Linked DNA regions of Homo sapiens: region 1 is linked to region 2. Evidence: chromatin contacts called from ENCODE Hi-C data. All regions are on one chromosome and are shown on one strand. Each heading gives the region's core, a stretch centred on a gene start or an enhancer-like site at or near the end of the contact. The rest is flanking DNA. Distances are from core to core; before and after follow the strand shown. Region 1 holds the start of NCAM1 (neural cell adhesion molecule 1). Region 2 has its middle 79 kb from the start of NCAM1.

Evidence for each region. Hi-C counts contacts between places; a loop is a spot of excess contacts on that map. Pooled maps may share reads with other maps.
Region 1: a loop to region 2 is called in a map of dorsolateral prefrontal cortex, with 11 times the contacts of the local background. The contact joins the promoter of NCAM1 here to the enhancer-like site in region 2. A Hi-C loop is called at or near these places in 8 of 168 maps with a recorded cell type or tissue (Right ventricle myocardium inferior, ascending aorta, cardiac septum and 4 more) and 12 of 50 pooled maps.

The regions. Positions count from the first base shown.
Region 1 is chr11:112,958,120-112,963,128 of GRCh38, forward strand. It overlaps NCAM1 (neural cell adhesion molecule 1), which reads left to right and starts at 3,301. Exons shown (of 20, transcript NM_181351.5): 1 at 3,301-3,545. The coding sequence starts at 3,494. NCAM1-AS2 (NCAM1 antisense RNA 2) reads right to left here. Exons shown (of 3, transcript NR_120563.1): 2 at 3,248-3,357; 3 at 1,160-2,732. RefSeq lists an enhancer at 3,244-4,021.
Region 2 is chr11:112,880,069-112,884,682 of GRCh38, forward strand. No RefSeq gene overlaps it. Among named protein-coding and RNA genes, the nearest start is that of NCAM1, 79 kb to the right of the region's middle. RefSeq lists an enhancer at 1,674-2,174. Within about 2 kb of position 1,508, at least 6 of the 41 ENCODE cell types and tissues checked have a DNase peak (open chromatin) inside an H3K27ac peak, as active enhancers do; they include ascending aorta, dorsolateral prefrontal cortex and heart right ventricle, where a contact is called at or near this core.

The DNA of each region.
Region 1 (5,009 bases), core at 2,051-4,550, 80 kb after region 2:
CTCCACTAAACAAAATGGTAATCCCTCTCCGCCCCAGACTCTCTGTCCCCTTATCTCTCCTTATTGCTTTCCTTAGCACTTATCACCATCTGTACACTACTAAATGTTTAAGGATTTATTCTCTGTCTTCCCCCATAAGAAGGAAATCCCATGAGGGCAAAGGCTCTACTTTGTCCACGGCTACATCCCCAGTGTCCAGAGCAGTGCCAGGCACTTAGTTGAGAATCCATAAATATTTGTTGAATGAATGAAAGGAACTTGGATTTCTTCCTCTGCCTCATACTTCCATCTTCACAACATACCCAGGTCCACCTGTTCTTATCTTATCTTGGAATTGCAAATCTGGGCTCCTTTTTGCCTCCTTTCCCACTGTCGCTTTCTTAATTAGTCCCTGTCACCCTATCCAGAGCTATCATGGCCTCCTAGCTTGTCTCCTTGCCATGGCTGTCTTCTTGGACCATTCTCTGCTTCCTCTCTAAAGAACTTTCTCTCTAAAGCACAGTCTGGAGTCTCCTTCCTCTGCCTCAATCCCATGGATGTTCACTTTGTAGATGCTCATTAATGTGTGCCTGACAGCCTGGGCCTCTCTCTGGGGAGAGAGGTCCAGTGAGGGCCACAGTTTTGTCCATTTTAAAATGAGGATCAGGAAGGGATTGAAACGCAACAGAGCTCACAGATGTAGGCACCGACTAGCGGAGATATACAGAATTGGAGACAAGTGACATATCCTGTTAAAAGAATTTGGGAGTGATACTGGGAGTGTGGACTGGAATGACTGGGGCAGCATTCTAGAATGAATCATTACAACAGAGATCAACAACCACACGGGGTAGGGAGGGGCTGGAGAGAGAGAGGGAAAAAAAAGAAATTCAGTCATACTCAAGTGAGATTGGATTTCCACACTTGCCTACATTGAAAAGCTAAAAATAGGGACATTTGGGGAGAAAAATAGTGAGGAGTCTTTTAATTCTACTGACAGGACTATAAGGAGGGAGGTTTGCAGGGAAGAATGTGTCTCTCACTCTTAGGGGCAAAATTGGAAAAATTTTTATTTTGGGGGCCCCAACCTTCACTCTCCCCACTCTACCCCCTGCCTGTTCTCTCTATCTTTCCTCACCATCAAAACCTCTTTTTTAAGGAAAGAGTCTGATAACATTCATTTACATAAATCTGTAATATTTAATGTGGTGATTTTAGATGTTAGAAGCAGAAGTCTGAAATCAAAGACACTTAAATACAGCAACCATTAAAAAAAGACGTATATAATTCACTGCATCTAGCACAGGGCTAAACCCAGTGGTTGCTCCGCAAATATTTGTTGAAAGATGTTCAAAAAAGCCTTATTTATATTATCAAACTCCACAAACAATATAAATATGCAAAAATGGGGAAACCATTGCAAAATCATCCATATGAAGAAATATTACATAGCTATAAAAATATCTAGAAAAGCTTTTTAATGATCCAGAGGAATAAATGCTTATACTGATGTTAGGCAAAATCAGCAGGATTCAAATTGCTACTATAATATGTCAATTATAAAAATCATATGCACATACAGAAGACAAAATCTATGAGTATCTCTGGAATCTGTGGGATTTGGGGTTATTTTTAGTTCTTTCTACTTTTCTGTACTTTTGAATTGTTTATACTTGGAATGAGAGAAATAGCCCAAAGTAAACGTTGTGGAAGATTTACTTGGGGGAAGAAATACTTTTCAGGGGTCCAAGCTAATTACACTGTACTGGTGTGGCCCACTTGGTCTATTATAGAGGAGGAAAGTGGGGAAGAGATGGGGCCTGTCCAATAAGGATGGATGTCCTGACAGTAGAGGATGGACTTTTAAAAACTGCTACAGCGGCTGGGTGCGGTAGCTCACGGCTGTAATCCTAGCACTTTGGGAGGCTGAGGTGGGCAGATCACGAGGTCAGGAGTTCGAGACCGGCCTGACCAACATGGTGAAACACCGTCTCTACTAAAAATACAAAAATTAGCTGGGCGTGGTGGCGCGCGCCTGTAATCCCAGCTACTCAGGAGGCTGAGGCAGCAGAATCGCTTGAACCGGGAGCAGAGGTTGCAGTGAGCAGAGATGGCGCCACTGCACTGCAGCCTGGGCGACAGAGCGAGGCTCCATCTCAAAAAAACAAAACAGAAACAAAACAAAACAAAACAAAACAAAAAACCTGCTACAGGAGTGGGGAGGCCGACCTTTGAAGAAAAACGGAGTACCCGGTAACATTAGTGCTTTAATGCCTTTGAACTTATGCAGACTTCCTCTGTTAGAGGGTTTCAGTGTTCTAGGCTAATGGGTTAACCTGACATCTAGAACACCTTTCTCACATTAGTTCCTTACATACCCAAGCCTTCAGGTGCTGAGACATGATTCTTTTCACCCCGCTTTCTCCACCCCCTACTTTTGAAAACACGGGTGGAATTTTAATTAAAGCCTATTGTGTTGGTACCTCAGTAATATTATACATTAATATCTTTAAGAATTAAGGTCACGTCCCCATGTAAGAAAATATTATTTAATGACGCTTCTATATCATAATACCTATATAAAAGCCTGGCTATTTTAATAAAGAGACCACAGATTTCAGAATTTATAAACAGGAAAACATTTTCTTCGGGTTATTTCTGGAAATCTCTTCCAAACATCGGAGTTTTCTTCTAACTTAAGTCTCTTCCCACCTCCTTCCCAGGGGATCTGCTGAAGGGTGTTGTATGTCTCTCTGTGGGAGAGCAAACTTCACAGTTAGGATAAAACAAACAAACAAACAATATCCAAACAACACCCAGCAACGGCAACCCCCATCCCTCTCCAAAGTTCTAATTTCCCGCACTTAAAGTCCTGGGCTATCCTTGTGTTGCAAGGATCTTAGAATCGAAATGGAGGGATTTGACAACTTTACCTAACCAAATCTAAAATTTTGCTTTTATTATTTACTAGTTATCAAAATATGCAAACTGCTGATTAAGGAAGGCTGGGTAGCAGGAGCGCCTGCGAAGGCGTAGGGTAGAAGTGTGAAAAGAAATCCCAGCTCTCCCAGGGAGACTGCGTGTGAAAGAGCCCGGCTCCCCCAAAAGCTCCAGGCCGCGTTTTGCAGGCTTCCGCATCTGCCTCCCCTGTCTCTCTTACCTCCTTGATGTTCGGCACTATTTGTGGCCGGCGTGGTGGAAGGACACAGTGAGGTTCTCACCCCCGCCCCCCGCTCCTCGCTCCCATCCCAGTTCCATCAAAACGAACCCGGGCCAGCGCAAGGATCTCCGAGTTGCGAGTGTGCTGAGGCTGGGACTGTCACTCATTCTCCGATCAGCGCGTGAACGCAGCTCGGCTGCCGCTGGCAGGAAACAATTCTGCAAAAATAATCATACTCAGCCTGGCAATTGTCTGCCCCTAGGTCTGTCGCTCAGCCGCCGTCCACACTCGCTGCAGGGGGGGGGGCACAGAATTTACCGCGGCAAGAACATCCCTCCCAGCCAGCAGATTACAATGCTGCAAACTAAGGATCTCATCTGGACTTTGTTTTTCCTGGGAACTGCAGGTACATTTTTTTTTTTTTTAATTCTCAATCTGGTTTGCTAATTACCCCTTCCTCCTACTCCTAGGAGGAACGCTATTATTTTGGGTGGTTTTACGTGGACTGCTAAGGCTGGTCATTTTCGTTTAGCTGTGAAAGGAGCGCGTCGCCCTTGCTGCCCAGCCGAACCCCGCTCCCTCCAGGGCTGCGCTGCACGGGGCTGCCTCCCCGAGCCGCCAGCGCCCGGCGCCCCTCCGGCGCGTCCGCCCTTCCCACTTTGTGCGCCCGCGGCGGTGGGAGCAGAGCCGGCCGGCTCCTGGGGACTCAGCGGCCGCGCTGGTGATGGGCAGCGCTCCTTCCCCAAAGGCGGGCGGCGGGGCGGGGGAGGTCGCGGCTCGGGTGGTGCCGCCGCACGGGCTCGGATTCCGAGGGGGAAGTGGCTTGTCAGCCCCGGCTCCGGGAAGAGTGAACAATAAGGCTAGGGCAGCCGCCCCAGATCGTTATATTCCTGGGTCTAATAAAGTCAGGATCGCTGCTTTGCTTCCCCCGCCCCAGAAGAATAACGGTTTGCAAAATGGGGCAAAATGGGCAGAATCGCACGGCCGTTGTTGTTGGTGTGACCGTTGTTGCACCCCAGTCGACATGACGTTAGTTTTTCATTTGCCAAATTGCTGGTTAGTTGCAAAGCCTACCCTCGGCCGCGAGCACTGAAGGATGGGAGGGTCGAGCGCCGCGTTTTGACAGGAGGAAGTGCGGAGGGGCGGAGGGCGAGGAGGGCGTGATTGGGGCTGCCTGGTGTGTGCGCGCGCGTGTGCGCGCGTGTGTCTTTACACGCGCCGCGTGCCCAGTGTTGCACGGGGCGGGAGAAGAATGGCAGGTAGCCGCCCGAAACACCTCGCCCTGTCTCCTTTCTTTGGGCGAGGTTCCCGATCCTGGCAAAGTGTGAACAATAGGGAGCTGGGAGGAAGACAGTAGTGATGCTGCCGCGGGTGGCGGGGGTTGCGCCGCCGCCCAGAGAACCTCGGCAGTGTGCAGGGAGGTGCATTTCATTTTGGCTATTTCCATCCCGGCCTCCCTGGAAAATTCTTCTGTGCGTGCCCACCCTCCCCTCCAGCTGTCATCCCCCCACCTCCACCCAAGGATTTGCGCTTTGGCTCTGATGGACGGGAGGGAAGGAAGAAAAGCAGGGGCCGCAGAGAGCTGGGTGGGTTGGGCGGACATTCTGGGCGGGGGGCGTGTGCTGGGAAGCGATCGAGGAAAGCCGGGCGGAGGGGCTGTGTGTCGCGGTCGCAGCTCCAGGTACCGTTGTACCTGCCCTGGACGGCCGACCCCCGGTTGGGGAGCGCACGGGGCGGGCCAGGGAGCACCCAGTGCGCCCCCTCCGCGGGCGGCACAAGAGCAGCGCTCGGCCGCCGCCTCCAGCCAACTCGGGTCCCTCCCACGGCGACCAATCAGTGCGAAGCTGGCTGGGCGGGAAGCCGCGAGAGG
Region 2 (4,614 bases), core at 258-2,757:
CAAAAGAAGATGCCTGCACATATCACAGGCACGCACCAACCCATGTTAACACTGTGGACGGTGAGTGTAGGGCCATGGAATTCAAGTCTTTTCAAAGTTTTGCACAGGGCCTTGGAATTCAAGTTTCTGCTGCCAGTATTTCCCTCCACATATATCCATGTATTTGTCCTTGTTCTCATTTTCCATAGTTATTTTTTTAACTTGGTGTTACTTTCACAAAATTAAAACAAACAGTAAGCCTACCTGGCATGACAGAAAGTCCAGAAAAGACTAGAAAAGTACCAGGAACCCAAGGCACAGTCACACCAGCTCAGCTGTTCAAATCCCATTAAAAATAAATGATCTAAGAAGTACTCTCTGGGGGACCCCTACTCAAACAGAGGGGGAAAGAGAGCAGGGAGTACAGGAATATCTCTGTGAATAAATGACAAACATCATCACCTTCCTATGCTTCTGCAGGAGTGCTGACCAGAAGAGAAGAGAGAGGTGGGAACAGGAAACCTTCTTTCTAGTCATCACCCTCACTTGGCATGTACTGTGGTTGTCACCCCCTCAAGGCCTGTCCGGTGCAGGAACCAGTCAGGAAACAGACAAACCCCACTCTGGGAGTAAGCAGAACTAACATTTCCTGGAAACGAGGTCAGGTGTTGATTTTCTAGTCCGCAGAGTTTAACTTAGTAGACTGGCCTCCCTTGTCCTCCATATACATTCCCCCACCAGCCACAGTGGTAGCCATACTACTTCTTCATCTAAGGTGTCTGCAAGCTCCCTCTGCATAAGACCTGTGGTCTCAGCTAAGTCATTTAACCTCCCAGCCAACGTTTTCCTTTTCTGCAGAATGTAAAATGTGAAGCAAAAAAAAAAAGTAAATTATGTCAGAGTTTTCAGGACAAATGAAAAATGCCTATTAATGTAGGATTAAAATTGTATACAGAATCATTATAATGTGTGAACTGTTGGCGGCTTCAATGTGCAAATAGTAACAATAATTATTATCACTATAGACTCCCAAATATCCCTGCAGCTGCTGGAATAGTAAAGAACATTTCCAGGCTGCTAAGGGCAGGAGAGCCACTCATTCTAACTGCTAGTCCTTCCTAATTTGACAGCCCAGCCTGTAACCTACATTTTCAATTTGCAGAAAAAGAAAAATACAGGTCTAACCCCAGGAGAGAAACCAAAGTAAAAAAGAAGTGAAGATAGAGGACTGAATTTAGATGGTTTGCTTTTCTGCCTTGAGTTAAAGGTGTCAACTCCAGAGAGCAGGTGTATCAATGGTGGTTTTGTCTACCCGACAGAAAGATTGTGTTAGACCCCTATTGACCCGTAGCTAATCCCCTTCCCAGGCAGGTCTAGCGAAGGACTGTTTGTCTAGGGCTCTGAGCATTTTCTGCACCTTGAGGTTGCAGCACACAAGGACCAGTCTAGAACGACAGCCACCACCCTGCTTTCCCTGCCAGAAAGCTAGCAGGAAACGCCTAAAGGGAAGGGATTCATTAGCCTCGCTCTGCTGCCTGGGGAGCCAATCACAGGAGCCTGTTCGGACAGACAGCCAATCACATCGCTGGACAGGACAGGGCCCAATCGTCTTGCTCCCCCATCCAGGCCATTTCGTCTGGAGCCTCCTCCCGCGGTGGGCTTGTTTCCCAGCCCTGCCAGTCACTCGCGAAAGCTGCTGGGGAGGGGACGCTGCGAGCCCCGACCCGAGCCAGGCCAGCTTGGGGAGCAGACTCTGTTTTATGGGCTTCAGAAGGGCAGAAGGGCGGGACAGCGAGACTGATGGGAAACACCCAGGGCAGAGACCAACTCCAATTCATCAATTCCACAAATACGTGTTTACTGGGCACCGTTTCTGTGGCAGGCACTGGGAAGAAGGGCACAATCCCTACCCTCAAGGAATTCAGAGTCCAGTGGGGGAGACGGAAGTAAGGAAATGCAGTACTTCTATGAGCGTGTGATGAGAACCAAGCAAGAGAAATAAGATGTTTATGAGCAGGTGACAGGGCGACAGGGCGCTACCTAATGGGTCGGGAGACCCCCCCCCCCCACCCCCAGAGGAGTTGCAGTGACCCACAGTGGCAAATCACAGACCAAAAGCCCCTGCATGGGGGCTGGAGACCCTCACCACCCCCTACCCATCTGTACTAGTTGACTAGGGTGTCCTAACCAAGGACCACAGACTAGGTGGCTTGAACAAGGAAAATATATCTTCTCACTCTTTTGGAGGCTGCAAGTTGAAGACGAACGTGCCAGCAGGGTTAATTTCATCTGAGCCCTCTCTCCTTGGCTTGCCTTCCCAATGTGCCCTCACATAGCCTTTCCCTCTGTAAGCATGTCTTTATCCAAATTTCCTCTTCTTATAAGGACACAAGTCATACTGGGTTAGGGCCATTTTACCTCTTTAAAATACAGTCTGTCTCTAAATGCAGTCACATGCTGAGGTACTGGGGATTGGAAGTTCAACATACAAATTTTAGGTGGAATACAAGTGAGCCCATAACACCATTATTTTCCACAAATATTGTGAAGCTCCTATTTAGCCACTTCCTCCCCCAAAGACCACAGTGACCAGGGGTTTTCTGTCTTCTAAATCTCCTGTACTAAGTGCCTGTTTACTCAGACTTAGACCAGCTCCTATCAGACAAGAGGTGTGATGAAGCCGCATCTGGCTCTTGAGACAAATGTCTTATTGCTCATCTTTTCTTCCCAAAGCTGTATGTCTATTAGAGTCTTATAGCAACTTCTTTGCACTGCGCAACAGCCCTGCTCACTGGCCTCATGCCCAAGATATTTAGTATGGCATTTCATTCATGATAAGGGCTGGTCTTTCCTAGAGGCCTGGCGGGGAGAGAGCAAGTGAAACAGCCGTTTATCAACCAGGGCCCACACAGGCAAGCCAGAATCCCCTGGAGGCAATGCCAGGCATCCTGAGTCTGCTGCTATGGGACATAAGGGCACACTCTGTGATCTCTGAGATTGTAGGCAACACAGCAGGAATCTGGATGGTCTACATGAAAGTGGGGGAGGCACCTGTCTGAGACCCACAGTTGAGTACACTGAAGATTTGTTTGCTGAATATCCACTGGGTGCCAGGAAGGAGCACTGTGCCAGGAGCCAAAGATGGAGATGCATGAGTCACAGTCCAGTCCTCAGGGTCTCCTGGGGAAGGCTCTACACACAATTTAACACAGGCCTGCCATCGAATTCCAACCCTGGAGCTGAGGGAACAGAGAGTTGAGACAGCTGGCCGTGCTTGGGGGTTAGAGAGGCCTCTGGAAGAAGCTGACATCTGAACAGAATCTGAAGAGATCCATGGAGTTAGGCAGCTGATGGGGCGAGTGAGGAGAACAGGATGGTCCAAGCACGGGAGTCGTATGGACAAGAGGATGGAGGCATGAAGCATCGGATGCATGGGAACAACCATATGCAGGTCAGAGTCACTGGAGCCTAAAATGTAACAGAGAGAGAGAGCGGCAGGAAGTGGGACACGGGAGATGGCCCATGACTAGATTGCAGAGGGAGATGTAAACCCTACTAAGTGGCTCCAACATTCCCTGGGAGTTTTCAGACTGTATTTGTGGGAGCACCTGGACTCTTTAATGGTGCCTTGGATAAAGGGAAAGATTGACCAAACAAGACGCTCATCGATATCTAAACTCTTACCTCTTTTATATTTGGTGTTTCACTTGCCAAAAAAAATGTTCTAAAGCTTAAAATATCCATAGTTACTATTGTCTTAGCTCTGAGGAGTCTGTGTAGAGTTTTAAGCAGGGGGTGATATGGTGGTAGTGTGGGGTCTGAAACTGAGGGGCACAGGCCAGGAGGCAGGGGTATCAGTGGGGAGACTATTGTAATACTCAAAGTAAGGAAAATAGAAAGGAGTCGAGAGATTGAAGGAAGGATTGCCTGGTGAAACTATGGGACTTGCTAATAATTATTAACATAGAGAGTGAGGGGGGTACCCAAAATGAATACTGGGTTTATGGCTCAGATGACTAGGTGCACGCTGGTGCCATTAACTGGGTAAAGGACTAAAGGGGAAGGAACATATTTAGGCAAACAGATAAGAACTAGAATGTTGACCATGTGAAGTCTACTGTGCAGTGGAACATCCAGATGGAGATACGCAGGTGGCCATTTGAGAGTCTGATTCTTTGCAGTACATCCCAGCCTCCTAAATTTAGAGCCTTGCATATTGCAGAGAGATGCCAGTAAATGTATTTTTTTCCTTTTAAAATTTACAGTTAATGCCTTCCAGGTTCTCCACACTCTCTTCTGGATCTACCATTCACTTTTTTTCTGATACTTCTCACAAGTATGTGAAATCAGAATTGGCTGACCTGCCCTGTCCACAGATGCTTGGCTCCACCAGATCTGCTGTGTTACTGGCCCTTAACCATGTGTCTCTTTGGAGCCTGGAATAGAGAGGGGATTGAGAGACATAACTGATCATTCCCACATGGGATGCTTGTGGAATGCAAGATGAGGTACTATCTATGGCACCCTGACCCTCTGTTTCTGTGCGGGTCCCCCTCCCACTCCTTCTGACCATCTGATGTGAGTCACCCTCTCAAATCCAGTGCCAGTTTCACTTTCTCCATGAATCGTTCTCTG